2 separate regions of the Homo sapiens genome follow, and region 2 is linked to region 1. A link is a loop called in an ENCODE intact Hi-C map of the cell type or tissue named here. Cell type or tissue: mammary epithelial cell. All regions are shown on one strand. Links, peaks and the distances in the headings refer to the core of each region. The heading gives the core; the rest is flanking DNA.

Evidence for each region. Hi-C counts contacts between places; a loop is a spot of excess contacts. Peaks named below come from ENCODE experiments on the same cell type or tissue, not always from the same donor. Only the 100,000 strongest peaks of a DNase experiment are listed, where the experiment ranks them.
Region 2: a loop joins it to region 1, with 13 times the contacts of the local background. A loop is called at or near these places in 2 of 110 quality-filtered maps.

Annotation. Positions count from the first base shown.
Region 1 is chr11:5,804,285-5,812,065 of GRCh38, reverse strand. It overlaps OR52N2 (olfactory receptor family 52 subfamily N member 2), which reads right to left and starts at 3,142. Exons shown (of 2, transcript NM_001005174.3): 1 at 3,012-3,142. In mammary epithelial cell, for the core only: a CTCF peak has its summit at 3,436 (motif pointing right); no DNase peak of the experiment used is centred there; H3K4me3 peaks cover 686 bases.
Region 2 is chr11:5,550,292-5,558,072 of GRCh38, reverse strand. It overlaps the pseudogene OR52H2P. Among named protein-coding and RNA genes, the nearest start is that of OR52H1, 5.6 kb to the right of the region's middle. RefSeq lists an enhancer at 1,050-1,614. In mammary epithelial cell, for the core only: a CTCF peak has its summit at 4,528; no DNase peak of the experiment used is centred there; H3K27ac peaks cover 127 bases.

The sequences.
Region 1 (7,781 bases), core at 1,559-6,558:
CCTTGGTGTGTGTTGTTTCCCTCTCTATGTCCATGTGTTCTCATTGTTCAATTCCCACTTATGAGTGAGAACATGCAGTGTTTGATTTTCTGTTCCTGCCTTAACAGTTTTTGATTTAAATGCTATTTTAGCCAATATACATATAGCTACTTCTGAACTCTTTTGCCTTATATTTGCCCAAAATATCTTTTTCCATTCCTTTGCTTTCAACCTGTGTGTGTGTCTTTAGAGGTGAAGTGATGCCCTCACAGGCAGCAAATAGTTGGGTCTTCTATTTTTAATTCATTCAGCAAATCTATGTCTTCTGATTGAAGAATTTAATCATTTTGCTTTCAAGGTAATTATTGATAAGTAAGGACTTACTACAGCCATTTTGTTGTTTTCTTGTTGTTTTTTACATTCTTTCTTCCCTTCTTTTTCTCTTGTTGTCTTCTTTTGTGATAGATAATTTTCTCTAATAGTGTGCTTTCGTTCTTTACTTTCTATATTTTGTGCATCTACTATAGGTTTTTGCTTTGTGGTTACCTCAAGTCTTACATAAAACATTCTATATTTATAAAAGGCTATTTTAGGCTGATAACAACTTCAATTGCATAAAGAAGTTCCATACTTCTACTCAACTCTCCCTGATATTTTATGTTTCTGATGTCACATTTACTTCTTTTTATATTGTATATCCCTTAACAAACTATTGTAGCTGTCTATTTTTTAAATTAATTTTGTCTTTTAACATTCATATTAATGATATAGGTGATTTATATACCACCATAACAGTATTATTCAGAGTTTCACTATGTACTTACTTTTGCCAGTGACTTTTATTCTTTCATACGTTTTCATGTCACTAATCAGCATCCTGTTTTTTCAGCTTTAGCATTTCTTGTAAGGCAGGTCTGGTAGTAATACACTCTCTTAGCTTTTGAATTTCATTTTTATATTAAATCTTACATATCAAGAATAAAACAGGTGGCCAAAGTTTAAATTATATTTATATATCATATTTTATAAATATTTTAATATATTTTGTGTTTAGCCACTTTTGCCAATAGTTTTTTCAAAAATTATTTTCTCAACTTTCTGTATTACAATAAAAAAATTTTTATCTCCAAGTAGAAAGCTTTTATCATTCATCTTCTTAAACCTTTTCATTGTCTCTCTTGTTCTTACCATAAACCCAAAAATGACTCTATGAAATTACCTGACATCATAGGCATAGGGCTCTAGGTTTAGTATGAAGCAAAACAACAATAACAAAACAACAAAAAGGTAACATATTAGGTTAAAAAAAAAGATTGTGTACTATAAACTCAGATAGAACTGGCCCCTGATTTGAGCCCACTTAATCTTGTTTTCAGTCCCTTCATGTGTGGCACATTCATTCCTCAAAACCTCCATGCCGGCCATTTCCTCTTCCTTAAACAGTTCTTACCTCCCATCCCCCTTCCACAATGTTAACACCAGCTTATCTTCTGTACCACCTTGAGCATTTGTTCCTTCTGAAAGTCTTTTCTGGTATTTGTAATTTGTGACATTACATCTCATACTTATAACACATTCCTTTGCGTTTTTGCTTCATTTGACTTTTCCCCTACCTTATTTATTTATCTTTCCATCATAATTCCATTTTAAAATGTTTTGGGATTTTTGAGGGCCTCTTAATACAACCTTGTACTTTCCTCCTCAGTTCAGAGCTGAGACACACAGGAGACAAGGAGTTGACAGAGAATGTCAACAATTTTATGATATACATCTGGGAAAATGAGGCTTTAGATTTTTCAGGCAAAATACCTTGTTCTGCCTTGCCTCTGATTTAGACTAGCTTGCTCATCCAGTCCCTAGCATAGACACATACAAGTCTCTTTCGGAAAGCTTGGCCACTGACTTTGCTAATGTGGACAGACCAGAATGCGTGGCCTATTCAGGCAGGGAGATTGACTTCTGTGAAGCGTCAAGGCTCAGCATATAGCTCACCCATAGCTCACTGATATCTGATGCTTCTCCCACTCAGAGGAATGAGTTATGACAAGAAGAATGTTGTTCTAAATGAAGTCCTTATACTTGAAGTAATAAGTGTAGAATAATTAATTATACCGTTTTCCCAAATCTCTCTTCCTTTCCTTAAACTTACTGCTATTTGTTCTTTCTCATAATACAGTATCTTCTTGTACTAAATTCAGATTGTGATAGCCTCTCCTGCATGACTACTGGGTAAATAACAAAAGGAAGGCAGAAATAAAGATGTTCTTTGAAATCAATGAGAACAAAGACACAATGTGCCAGAATCTCTGGGACACATTTAAATTTCTTGTCTTTAATTAGCCCACAGAATAGTGAAACTATCCTTGGGCAATGGTAATCATTTTTCAGCTTTTTTATAGAACTGCTTTGAAAATAGCTTTACTTTTTTTTTTTTTTTGAAAGACAATGTAAGATACAATAATTTTCTCTGAGTTCCTCTTCAAAGATTTAGCCGCTAACTTCCTGGTCTTTTGTTCTCAAACTCAACTTTCCTTTTCCTTAGTTACTGTAAAACAGCCTACCGCTTCCCATCAGCTCTAATCAATAACTCACATCTGTTCCCGTAGTTACCTGGACTCATTGTTCCCCGGAAACTGCACATCTCACATGCCTCACCACTGTACCCCGTGTTCCCCTTCCCTTCCATATTTAGAAAGATATTTGCAAGTAGCCAATCTGGTCAGCTCAGCCCATGGGGGAGTGACACAGCCCATGGGGGACCCCAGCCCATGGGGGAGTGACACAGAAGTAGAAACTGTCAGAGATAAAAGCTCCCTGCTCTCCTTCCTTCCCTGTGCTCTTGTGATCTTGATTGATGCGAGTGGCACCCTTCTACAGAAGTAAATTGCCTTGCTAAGAGAACTTTTGCCTAAGTGTTGGTTTCACTTTGCGGCACTGAGCATTTATTCCTAGAGCATTTTTACACCCAACAACTCTGGGGGCTCATCTGGGATCCCCACTCTCCTTCAGAAAGGGATCTTCAGTCATCCTACCCAGGGGAGACGCATTCCAATGCCCCGTTGCGGTAGTCTCAGGGAGGGGAGATCGGGACCCACCCATTGTGATGAATAAACTCGGACTCTCAGCAACGCGAGGAGGAGAGGCTTGCAATACCGCGGTGACCAGGTAAACTCTGTGCACAGATCAAGGTAGGAAACGTCACAGGGGCGACAAAGTACTTCCTTGGTGGTTGGGGGCCGTGGGTCGGGGCATTCTGGAGGTTGAAAGTGCGTGAATGGTAGCAAGCGCTCCTGCTGCGCAGAATGAATGAGTCCAATCTGTGGTTCTGTGGTCACCTCATATGGGGGTCCCATCAGGGGTTTATGCTGACCCGCCATCAAGGCTAAGAGGAACCTGAAATATTCCCACGAGGGAAGCGGCCAGAGTGGACAAAGCGAAAGGATGCAAAGAGCCTCCAGCAGGTGGGGCTAAAGGATAGGCGAATTGAGCCTCAGTTACGATTCCAGTGAAGGATAGGCAAGAGGTCCCCTAACACAAGGGGTTGAGCCACAAGGAATCCCTCGCCAAATAGGCGAGAAATCCCTAATATGATGGGGTTGAGCCACAGCAATGCCCCGTTAGGCAAGAAATTCCTAATATGAGAGATTGCGCCTAGCCAAGACCCAATATGGGAAATATTACAAGCAAAAATGGTAAGAATAGTAACAAAGATATATACCACCTGATAGTCCCCTAAGTCTCATGAAAAAGGATATGAATAGTAACAAAGATATACCACCTGATAGTCCCCTAAGTCTCATGCTAAAATGTTGGGAAGATAATGAAAGAACTAAACATAAGAAAAAGCAACAAATGATAAAATATTGCTTTTCTATTTGGACTCAAAGACCTAACCTCAATCCGTCAATCTTCTGGCCAAAGTTTGGGTCAACTGAGGATATACTATGTCAACTTTCAGTTTAACATGTAAATAATAAAAGCCCAGTTTCTCAAGAAGAACTGGACTATGCTCTTTTTTGGAGGCAAAGACCTGTCCTCCCTTTCCCTTATGCACCTGCCCCTACTGTGGAGACAGTGAAGGAGGGTTCTCAGAGGATCCTAGCAAAGAAAACAGCACATAGGATTCCCTGGACCATCCTTTACCTAATGCCCCTAGTCCCCCATCTAATACCCCCAACCCTTCCCCTCAGGCCCAGCCTAAGTCCTCCTCTGTGAAAGGAATCCAAGCTCCTCATTCGCCAGGTGGCTTTTGACAGGCTAGCGACATCAAGGATCTGCCTCAACATGTTGTCGTTGTCGTGCAGCCTCTAGTGCGCCCCCACAGCAGAAAAAGCCCATGCTCTGCCGCAGCCTATGCCTAAGCAGACTACATTATGGGACATATGCCTTACTTTTGCCAGGGTCAAGTAATACAGGCTTCAGATGCGGCTCCAAGCAGCTAGGCATCCCCGCGGCTAAGTTTCCTGAACAAGTAGTAGATAATCTTTCAGCTGATATATCCGCTAGCATTTATTATGGGTCAGGCCAGTATTAAAAGTGAAAATATCCACCAGAAAAGACTTTGATTATTTAAAGTCACTTATATTAAAATGTACCACCAGAAAAGTATTACATGTGTATAAGTACGAGTTTAAAAGTATAGTTTAACATTAATGACTGATAATTCGCTTAATCTAGCAAGTTTCTTAATGAGATATCCAAAGCTAAAAAGAAAGCACACGTGTTTAGATTTAACTGATTACAAACGTTCGGCCAAACTTAGAAGAAACCCTCTTCAGGAATGATTAAGGGAAAAAGAACGCAACAGGTGTTCAGTAATTAATAAAGAAGTTCCTAGAGAAATTTATAAGCTGTCTGCACTTAGTCAAGCTTTAAATTACCTGCAGGACCAGGAAAGAACCATCTGTACTAATTCTAAATATGCCTTTACAGTGGCTAATACATTTAGCAAATTTCAGACTGGATTAATAGTAAAAGTCAAAGCCTTGTTCATGAGGAGTTAATCACCCAAGTATCTATTGTCCATGTCCCCAAGCACCAGAAAAGCCTGTCTTTTAAAATAACCTAGCAAATCAGATAAGCCGAACAGGCTGCTGTTTCTCCTGTAGGCACTAAAGGGAACTCAGAAAAACATTACCCATTAAAGACCCCAAGCGATGTATAACACAGTCAAAGTTTATATGTGTTTAGGAATTTATACCCTTAGCCAAACAAGTCTAGAGACTTGGTTGCCATAGATGAAATGTCTTCTATCTTCCTATTACCCTAGTAAGTCCAAACTACCTCCCAAAACAATCTACTGCCAACATTCCTACATACTTGGTTTATCTTCCACTTTCTCTTCCCTCAGAACTCAAAATTTTCCGGTACAGGTGCCACCCCTAAAGTTCCCAGTATATTGACACCAGCCTGAGGAGCTGGCCTAGTGCTTCAAACCACTGAAACTGCAGTCCAAACAGCAAGAAAAGATGGACCCATCATACCCGAGTCAAGAAAGCACCACCATCCCCAAAGTCATGGACCATTATTCAAGGGAAAAAACCCCTCAAACTAAAGTTAAGGAAAGTTTAACTCTCTTTTATCTATTCTATTACCCTTTCTTCTTTCCTCATTCTATTGCTGACCTTATTATCAATGTAACTAAGTCAGACTCATCCCAAATCATTACCTTTGAGGCTTGCCTTGTTATGCCTTGTGAAGAGGACGAACAATGGCAAAGGTATGTCTCTCCTTTAGAAAAACACCTCTGCCCCTTCAGAGAAACCACTGACCTCACACCTTGCTCATGGTGGGGGTACCAAGGCACCTTAAGTTAGGAGATACGTTCTCAATGAGCAGATGTCATCCTGACTGCCAATGAACACGGCGAGACCTCCCCAGAAGGCTGTACCAACCTAAAATCTTACCTCCTCCTTACCAAATGAACCACCCCCTCTAATTGCCAACTTTACCATTGTAACCCAGTAACTATCTCTATTAATGCTGCTACCTCTACCAACCATACGCTTCCTTTAGAAGGCTTTTACGGCTTAGGGGCAGAGGCCAATGGATACGACCCTGTAGGCCTCTTTAAAATACGCTTTATTGACCCTCCTTCACCTTCTAAACTTTCTACCCTGCCCAACAACAATGCCAAAGTAAATATTGTAGAAGTGAAGGATCTAAGACAAACTCTAGCAATTGAAACAAGGTATCAAGATATAAATGCTTAGTTGGGATGGATTCAATATTCTGTCCGCACTTTGAATAAAAGCAATTGTTATTCTTGTGTGCACAGCAGACCAGAGGCCCAGATTGTCTCCTTTCCGCTAGGATAGTCCCTCAGTCGACCAGACATGGGCTGTATAGTAGCTGTTTTCCAAGATTCCACAGCCTAAGGCAACAAATCATGCCAAGCTCTCTCTCTGCTATATCCTGAAGTCCAACACCCTGGAGGTCAGCCCCCGAGGGCCATTCAGCTTCCACCTCCTGACGTCAATTTCACCTCATGTCTCTCACAACATGGGGAGAACTTGGCATTCCTTGGAAGCTTAACACGTTGCAGCAAGCTTAGGCCCTTCCAAGAGCTTACCCATCAGTCTGCCCTTAGTCATCCTTCAGAGGATAGATGGTGGTGTTGCAGTACACCCTTAACGGACACTCTGCCAAGTAATGGGAGCGGCACTTGTGCTTTTGTCCAGTTGGCTATCCCTTTCACTGTAGAATTTCATCAACCAGAAAAAGAAAAACCACAACACTGAAAAATAAGAGAAGCCCCTTATAAGTCTTTTAACTCTCAAGTTTACATAGATGCCATTAGTGTCCCACGAGGAGTGCCTGACAGGTTCAAAGCCCGAGACCAAATAGCTGCAGAATTTGAATCCATATTTCCACAAGTAACTATTAATAAAAATGTAGCTTAGATAAATTACATCCATTATAATCAGCAGCAGTTTATTAATTACACCAGGGATGCCATCAAAGGAATAGCTGACCAATTAAAGCCTACTAACCAAAGAGCTTAAGAAAACAGAATAGCACTAGACATGTTATTAGCCAAAAAGGTGAGGTTTGTGTTATGATTAAAACCCAATGTTTTACCTTAATCCCAAACAACACTGCCCCCGATAGGAGCATAAAAAAGGCCTTACAAAGACTTACCACTTTATCCAATAAACTAGCTAAAAATTCTAGTCACTGACCCTATTTCAGGATGGCTAAGAAAGTAGTTCAGTAAACGGAAAAGAATCATAGCCTTAATTCTTATTTCTCTTGCAATTGTAATAAGTGTACTCTTTCTTGTTAGGTGTTATGTCATACCACGCATCCATAGGCTAATACAAAGGACTGTACAAACAGCACTTACTAAAGCCTCCCTTAGTTCTCCTCCACCTTATTCAAGTAAGCTTTTCCTTTTAGAAGATCAAATCGAATGGCAAAGCCAAGACATGTTAAAAACGTTTGAAGAGAAAGAATCATAAGAAAATTAAAAGGGGGGAATTGTAAGATACAATGAATTTCTCTGAGTTCCTCTTCAAAGATTTAGCCTGCTAACTTCCTTGTCTTTTGTTCTCAAACTCAACTTTCCTGTTCCCCCTTGTCCCTAGTTACTGTAAAACAGCCTACCTGCTTCCCATCAGCTCTAATCAATAACTCACGTCTGTTCCCTTAGTTATCTGCACCCACTGTTCCCCCGAAACTGCACATCTCACAGGCCTCACCACTGTACCTCAAGTCCCCCTTCCCTTCCATATTTAGAAAGATATCTGCAAGTAACAAATCAGGTTAGCTCAGACTGTGCGGTCTGACCCCGGCCCATGGGG
Region 2 (7,781 bases), core at 1,758-6,757, 250 kb after region 1:
AAGGGAGTGATGAAAATTTTAGACTTTCATTAGAACCACTTTAATTAATATCCCCAACTTCTAGAGGAGTTTACTCAGTATCTTCTAATGAATAACTAAGAATCTGGTTTTTTCTGTTGGACCAGTTCCAGGCTCATGAATCACCTGGAGTTGTCCTTTGATTTTTAAAAATAAGCTGGGCAGTCTGCTATTGATTACTATCACTTGAAATATTGGTTGGTGCCATAAATTGGCATAGCAGCAATTACGGAGTTACGTTTACCAAAGAATAGAAATGTGTGCACAGCAATATGTGATTGTCCTTTATTCCGTATTAAAACATTTCCCTAATATTTCTTAAAGAGCCAAGGCATTTTTCCTATTCACGAAGATCAACTTGGCAAATAATATCTCTGATGTGATGTCTCAAGCTTTTAAAATGGAAGAAGTTATGTGTGTGAGCTCAGACTTCATAGACAAAGCAACCAAGAAGTCTAGATCAACATCTAGCTACCCACAGAGGATAAGATTTGAGAAGTACCCATAGGGTCCCTGTCTTCTCTATCAAGAGCACTGATTCCCCAGACCACTTACTTGGGAGCATCTCTGATCTGGAGTCCTACCTCGAGTTAGAAGACTAGAGCCCCTCTTGAATAGACCCTATTAAAAGCCTGTGTCATTCAGGAGCCCCTGGATGCTGGCATTTTCATCATGCATGGTTCGGTGAATTAGATAATTATAGCTGCAAAATGTCACTGGGGAAGATTCAGAGAGCAAGGTACAGAGGTGGGCATTATTCCTGGGAAAGGGCACAAGAAGGCTGAAAGTTGGAGAAATGTTGCAGGGGACCTGTGGGGAAATTCAGATTCAGAGACTTGAAATCCTGGGTAAAGGTAGCCAAAAATTACACTCTGAAATAAAATTACTTACTTTACTCCTGCCCACTTGGCTAGCCCACAAAGGAAAGGTTTCTTGCAATCTAGGTGGTTACAGTAACTTCCACGTGTCTGTGTGTCCAAGTTCACCAGAAATGTTCTGCTTGCTATCTGTGCAATCTAGCTCACACACTTCCATCCATTCCTTCAACCACAGATGGGAGACTCCCACTGCGCTGCAGACACGATGAGCCTGAGAGCATTTATGGCTCCTAAGAAAGTCCCAGTGGAGTGACCTCTGGGACTTGTTTCCTGCCCCTGTCTCCAGCTAAACAGCACACAGGGACAAGTGAGCAAAGAAGAAAACAGTAAACTTCTTTTCTGTTTAACTGGCAATAACACCTTGAGTGTCTGTGTACTGAGCAGTGAGCCCCATAGAGGTGCCTAGGATGCAACATTAAAGGAAGCACTTAAAACCCTGAGAGTGAGTCCTTTGTTCCTTAAATGTTGCACTCTAGGCATTTCCCCCAATTCCAGCCCTGGAGGAAGCATTATTTAATTCATCCCTTTTAGCATGTATCATCATTTCTCCCTGGACTACAGGGAAATTCTCAAACTCATTCTGTTTCTAAAACTTCATTTCAATTGCATCTTACTTCATTCCAACAGCAAGTCTACACAGCAGCCAGAATGCAGTTTTCAATATGTCAATTTCATTCTGTCACACTCCCAAGTAAAATCCTCTATCAGCCCCCTCCCTCCCTTAGTCTTCAGGATAAGATTCAAGTTCTGAATCAGAAAGTACAAGTTCTTGTTTACTTCTCCAAACTCATCTGACCTTCCTCTTCTTTTCTCTCAGTCTCAGCATATCTAGGGTGCTGTCCATATCGGGGTGCATACAATTCCCCAAATCTCACAATATTCTCACTTAATCCTTCACATTTGAAATAATGTCTTCTCTGCCTAGCGTATCCCTATTCCTGTCATTTGCCTTGAGAATTTCTCTTTTTCCTTCAAAACACAGCTCCAATATAAGATTCTTGACCATCCTGCCCTCTTTCCTAATTGCATAGTATCTTCTCTGTGCCCACACAGATCCTTGTGCTTTTTGAGGTTACATATTATTTGTCACTCTGCAGTGGAATTGCCTCCTTCTGTGTGTATTTCCCTACTAATCCGTGATCTCCTTGAGGACAGTTAAAAAAAAAAGTCTTAGTCATATCTGCATCCACAGTGCTTGTTACACAGTAGAATAAAATACAAAATTAAATTAAAACTTAAAAAAAGATCACTATGTAATGTACTAAACAATGTACAAAGTGCATTGCTTATAACATTGCAATCAATCCTCAAACCCTGTGAGGTAGCTTAGATCTTCATACACACATGAGGAAACAGAATCTTGGAGTGGTTAAATAAATTTCCCAATTTCATCTAAAGAGAACTGATGGAGTTGGTGTATGGCAGCCAGGAGTGTCTGGCCTCCAGCTCTTTCCTCGTAACCGTCTATACTGTCCTGTAGACTGCCTCAACAAATGGTGGTTGGACAAATGCATAAATATAAGAATAGCAAACTGGGACAGGGTGCATCCTTTTATGCTGGTTATACTTAGGGTTTATGGCATAACCAATGCATCCAGATGAATGCCACCTTTCCAGATGAATGTCTCTTGAAGAGGCTAGGTGCCTGCTAAAAATGTTTGCTATTTTTCATAATTTTGATGTTTTCATTAGACTTCCTTCCTTCCTTCCTTCCTTCCTTCCTTCCTTCCTTCTTCTCTCTCCCTTCTCTCTCTCTCCCTTTCTCTTTCTTTCTTTCTCTCTCTCTCTTTCTTTCTTTCTCTTTCTCTTTTTCTTTTCATTTTTAGCATATGAGCCACATATATTAAAACACACATAACAACCACCACCACCACCACCACCAAGTACCTGCTGCTTTCAAGGAGCTTATTTCCACATCTAGCTCCTTCTTACCTGAAGGACTTTACACACACTTTTCTTTCTAAATGCTTTCCTTTCTGTTTTAGCCTACTGAAAATAATATAGTGTAAAGTGGAGTCGAAGAAAAGATCTGAGGTCAAACTACCTGTTAGAAATTTGGCTTTTCCACTTAACAGCTGAACAAATTTGGATATACTTTCTGTGTATCATCTTTTTTCTTGTCTGTAATATGGAAACAATAAGGGGGACCTACCTCTCTGGGAGGGAGGAAGGGCTAAATTCAATTGACTTACAGGTAGAATTCAGTATTATTTATTTTATTATATTTTTGTTAAAATCAACCTCATTTTACAATATCTTCCTCCAAGAATCCTTTCCTATCTCCTGCAGGTCCAATCGTCTTTGTTATTGATTCTCATGATAACCTATATATTTCCATAACATACATCGCAGGTAATAATTATTCTTATACATATAACCTACTGCTTATTTGAATAGTGTCTGTCTTCCTCAATAAATTATCTCCACCACGAGAGGCATTGCATCTGTTTTATACACACTATCTTTCCAGTACCTATTACATGCTTACATCTTTATTGACTGATTGGCTGCTACCCATTTCCCAGCACTCCGCTAAATATACCTAGATGATGTAAATTTACCAAAATATATCATAACTTCATGCCTCTAAGCCTTTGTATGTGTTGCTTTCTCTGCCTGAAATGTTTTTTCTCTGTCTTCTTGAGTAATCTGCATCATCCTCAAGACTCACATTGTTTCACCTATTTCTCAAGATCTTCTCTGATGCTACAGGTTTTGATAATACCTCTCCACTCAGTTTCCACAGGCATCTTTGAATTCCCTATGACTTTCATTCTGCATTGAAATTTTCTTTTACAAATCTGTTGACTTTAGCAGGTAATGTTCTCTTAAGAATAGACTGATATGTGTTTCTGAATACCTAAGGTTTAGCATCATGTCTGGTTTCCTGGGCCTGGCAAATTATTTGTAGTATTAATAAACATTTGTTCCTTTTAACTGTGCAAACTACCTTTTGTCCTGTTTAATGCTTTCTAAGTTAAATTTTACTTTTTATGCTTTCCATTTTGCTAGACTTGCTTCCATCACATTTAAATTTGTCAGAAACACACTTGTCTATCCTTTTTATCCTTGTTTATTCACACTTGTTTATCCTTTATGCATCATTTTGTTTTAGATCTTACTCATATAAGTGACATATAATTGAATTTTTAAACTTTATTTATCTTTGTGCTTTTTGATAGAGGAATTCCAGCAATCTACATTTATAAGCATAAATGATGTATTTGGTTTTATGTTGTTAACTTGTTTTATATTTTTAGTTTTCTATATATTGGTTAATTTTGTATCTTTTGCTATGCAGATATTATACATGTTATTTGCCATACAGACTCTGTAGATAATTTTGGTTATATATAGAGGAGTCTAGGAAAAGACTCGTGGGTCTGATTCCCAGCACTACCATTTCCTTCTTGTGTGACTTTTGACAAATCACTTTTCTCTGCATCCTTAAAATGTGGATAATATTATTACCTGTCTCATAGAATTGTTAAGAAAATTACAAAAGTGGTCTCATGTAGTATATTAAAGGTTTTCAAAAAATATTAGCTTCTGTTATAAAGTTTATTTGCTTTTAGCTTGACCTAGGATTTAGAATATATAAATTGTATTTTTCTTCCACTAGAGGTCCTCTCTGTATTTGTAAAAAGCACACAAACCAATTTTCTCTGATTCTTAAACAAGATTTCCTCATTAATTCCTAAGGGTGGACTGAGATTGAGCCTCATACCCTTTCTCATTTCATTCATATAGGAGGCATCAAACATCACAATCTCAGAGAACATTCTGGTCTACAAGCCTTAAGTCTCTCTATGTAGTGTCTGAGATATCAGAACAGTCGTTGAAATTGGGGTAGGGTCAGTGTTGGGACAAATTACAGTTCCAGTGATCCGTTTCTTTACATCCTTTGCTACACGTCCACGCCTCTTCTGAATTCTTGGCATCTCACAGTGAGTTGAAGCAGTTACCTGGTGTAACAGCAACATGAAAGAGTAGTGGCTGTGGAATCTAATGACCTTGGCTCTGCTAGTTACTAAAGGTGAGATGTTAGGTAAGATTATGTCTCAGTTTCAGTTTCTGTAAAAAAAAAAAAAAATGAGGTGGATAAAAATACGTATCTCAGAAGGTTTTTCTAAATAAGATAATATTTTTCAAGAAACTGGCATGTACTAGGAGTCAGTAATTGTTAATTATCTCATTTTCCCAACTGTGACCCAGTATTTTTCAGTTTCTTTCTATCCCTGCATGTAGTTAGACTACTTTTCTCTATACTCATATTTATATAGCAGCAACTTACATTGACCCAGGGAGAACTCAGTCATTAAAATGGGAACAGCAGTTTATGCAGTTTGAAGAAGATTCTAGAGTAACTGGATGATTAGTATCAGAAGTATTGGGTCTGAGAGTCTTTCTTCAAGTGATGAACATTGCTGTTAATATCAATGAGAGGTTTTTTCTTGGAATATAGGAAAGAGGCGGACCAGCCCCTAGGAAGCAGTGGAGGAAGAATTACCATACAATTTCCTCATGTTCATTATAAGCAATTTGTTTTTAGGACACAGAAGCTATTGATCTTAAAGGCCATGTACAACATGAGTGACCATGGTACAGGCCTGTTCATCCTTTTGGGTATCCCTGGACTTGAGCAGTACCACGTCTGGATCAGCATCCCATTCTGCTTAATCTATCTCATGGCTGTCGTGGCCAATAGTATCCTTCTCTACCTCATTGTGGTAGAGCACAGTCTTCATGCACCCATGTTCTTTTTCCTTTCCATGCTGGCCATTACTGATCTCATATTGTCCACCACATGTGTCCCCAAAACACTTAGCATCTTCTGGTTTGGTCCCCAAACAGTTTCCCTGGCTGTCTCACCCAATTATTCTTTCTGCACTATAGCTTTGTGTTGGACTCAGCTATACTGCTGGCCATGGCATTTGACCGCTATATGGCCATTTGCTCACCCTTGAGATACACTACTATTCTGACTCCCAAAACCATTGTCAAAATTGCTGTGGGAATATGTTTCCGAAGTTTCTGTGTTTTTGTCCCATGTGTTTTCCTTGTGAATCGTTTACCCTTCTGCAGGACACATATCATTTCTCACACATACTGTGAGCACATAGGTGTTGCCCAGCTTGCCTGTGCTGATATCTCCATCAATATCTGGTGTGGATTTTGTGTTCCCATCATGACGGTGATGACAGACGTGATCCTCATTGCTGTCTCCTACACCCTCATCCTCTGTGCTGTCTTTTGCCTCCCCTCCCAAGATGCCCGTCAGAAGGCCCTTTGCTCCTGTGGTTCCCATGTCTGTGTTATCCTCATATTCTATATACCAGCATTCTTCTCCATTCTTGCCCATTGCTTTGGGCATAATGTCCCTCATACCTTTCATATTATGTTTGCCAACCTTTATGTAATCATTCCACCTGCTCTCAACTCTATTGTCTACAGAATAAAGACCAAGCAAATCCAGAACAGAATCCTTTTGCTCTTTCCCAAGGGGTCCCAGTGATAGGTGCCTGAGCTCTTGGAGGTAGGGACAAGTTCCTAGTGTGTGTTAGGTCAAAGACTGAACCTGTGTTCAGACACCCAAGAGAAAGGACAGACTAAAATTTATTAACGAAAACTTGAGTTTTGCTTTCTTTGTGATTTGAGGCAGAAGTCTACTCAATCATTTCAGTTATAGCAAAGTAAGTTCTGAGTCTAGGAAATAATAAATATTTTTTGACTTCTAGAAACAAGAACTTTTGTAATTCCTTATGATTGCTCTAAAGTGATTATAAAACTTTTAATGAAGACAATGTAATGATTGGCAAATCTGAATGGTTTTTCAGATTTATTTATCATGGTAGTTTATTTATACATCATAGCAAGGCAGGAAAATTACCTCTTTGATGACTCTGCAGGGTTCTGGGTTTTTACTTTGTTCACTCCTATTAATTTCTAAACAACATCAAGTATAATACCTAGCACACACTAGGGACATAGGCAACATTTATCAAATAAATAAATGGCAAATAATCATAAAATTATTAATTTAAGAGTGCAGGTGTTTATATTAAGCAAAGGGATAAGGCAATGATAAAACTCAATGTTTAACTCAACCTTGAGAAAGCCAAATGAGTTGTGGGTGGGTGGAGTTTTCCACAAGGAATAAAAGGAGGAAGGCAAATTCCTATGGCTAGTAAAATGGTAAAGCACGTACAGACTAAGAAGTGGGTTTAAGACTTGACCAATTGGAAGCATTGGTGGTCTCAATTTTTTTCATGTTTGTATCTCCATAGAGATGTAGTCACAAGCCAAAAATGTACCTCTGTATGATTCATTGTCTCTTCAAATCCAGTATGCATAACTTGGTCATAGTGAGTCATTCAGTCACTTGGTCAGTAATACTTATTTTTAGGTGTCTGCCAGGCAGCAATGATAATCAATGTCTTATTTCCCTTTCAAATCTGATACGTCCTCAAAACCTGTGGTTTTTTTCTAAATAACCTCTTGGATTCCCCGGCTGAGTGCAGGCACCCTCCTCCCCTACCCCAGTAGTTCAAACCCTCACTGCTTTCACTTGACTCAAAATATCAGAGTTGTTCATGGTCTCTTTACCTTGAGACTACTTTCCCATCCCCGTGCTACTACCCTTTTCACATGTCATTGAATTTTTATTTCTACAATGGCTCTCAACATATAGTTTTAATAGAAAAGAATGTCCTTTGGACTCGGAGAATTGTGTTTGAATTTATAGTCTATCTCTTAACATGTGACAATAGCTACATGCATTGTTTCCAAAATTACTTGATGTATTTTGCATACCATAAATAAAAATATAGTCAGGTCCCACTTAACAATGAGGATAGAGTCTCATAAATGTGTTGTTAGATGATT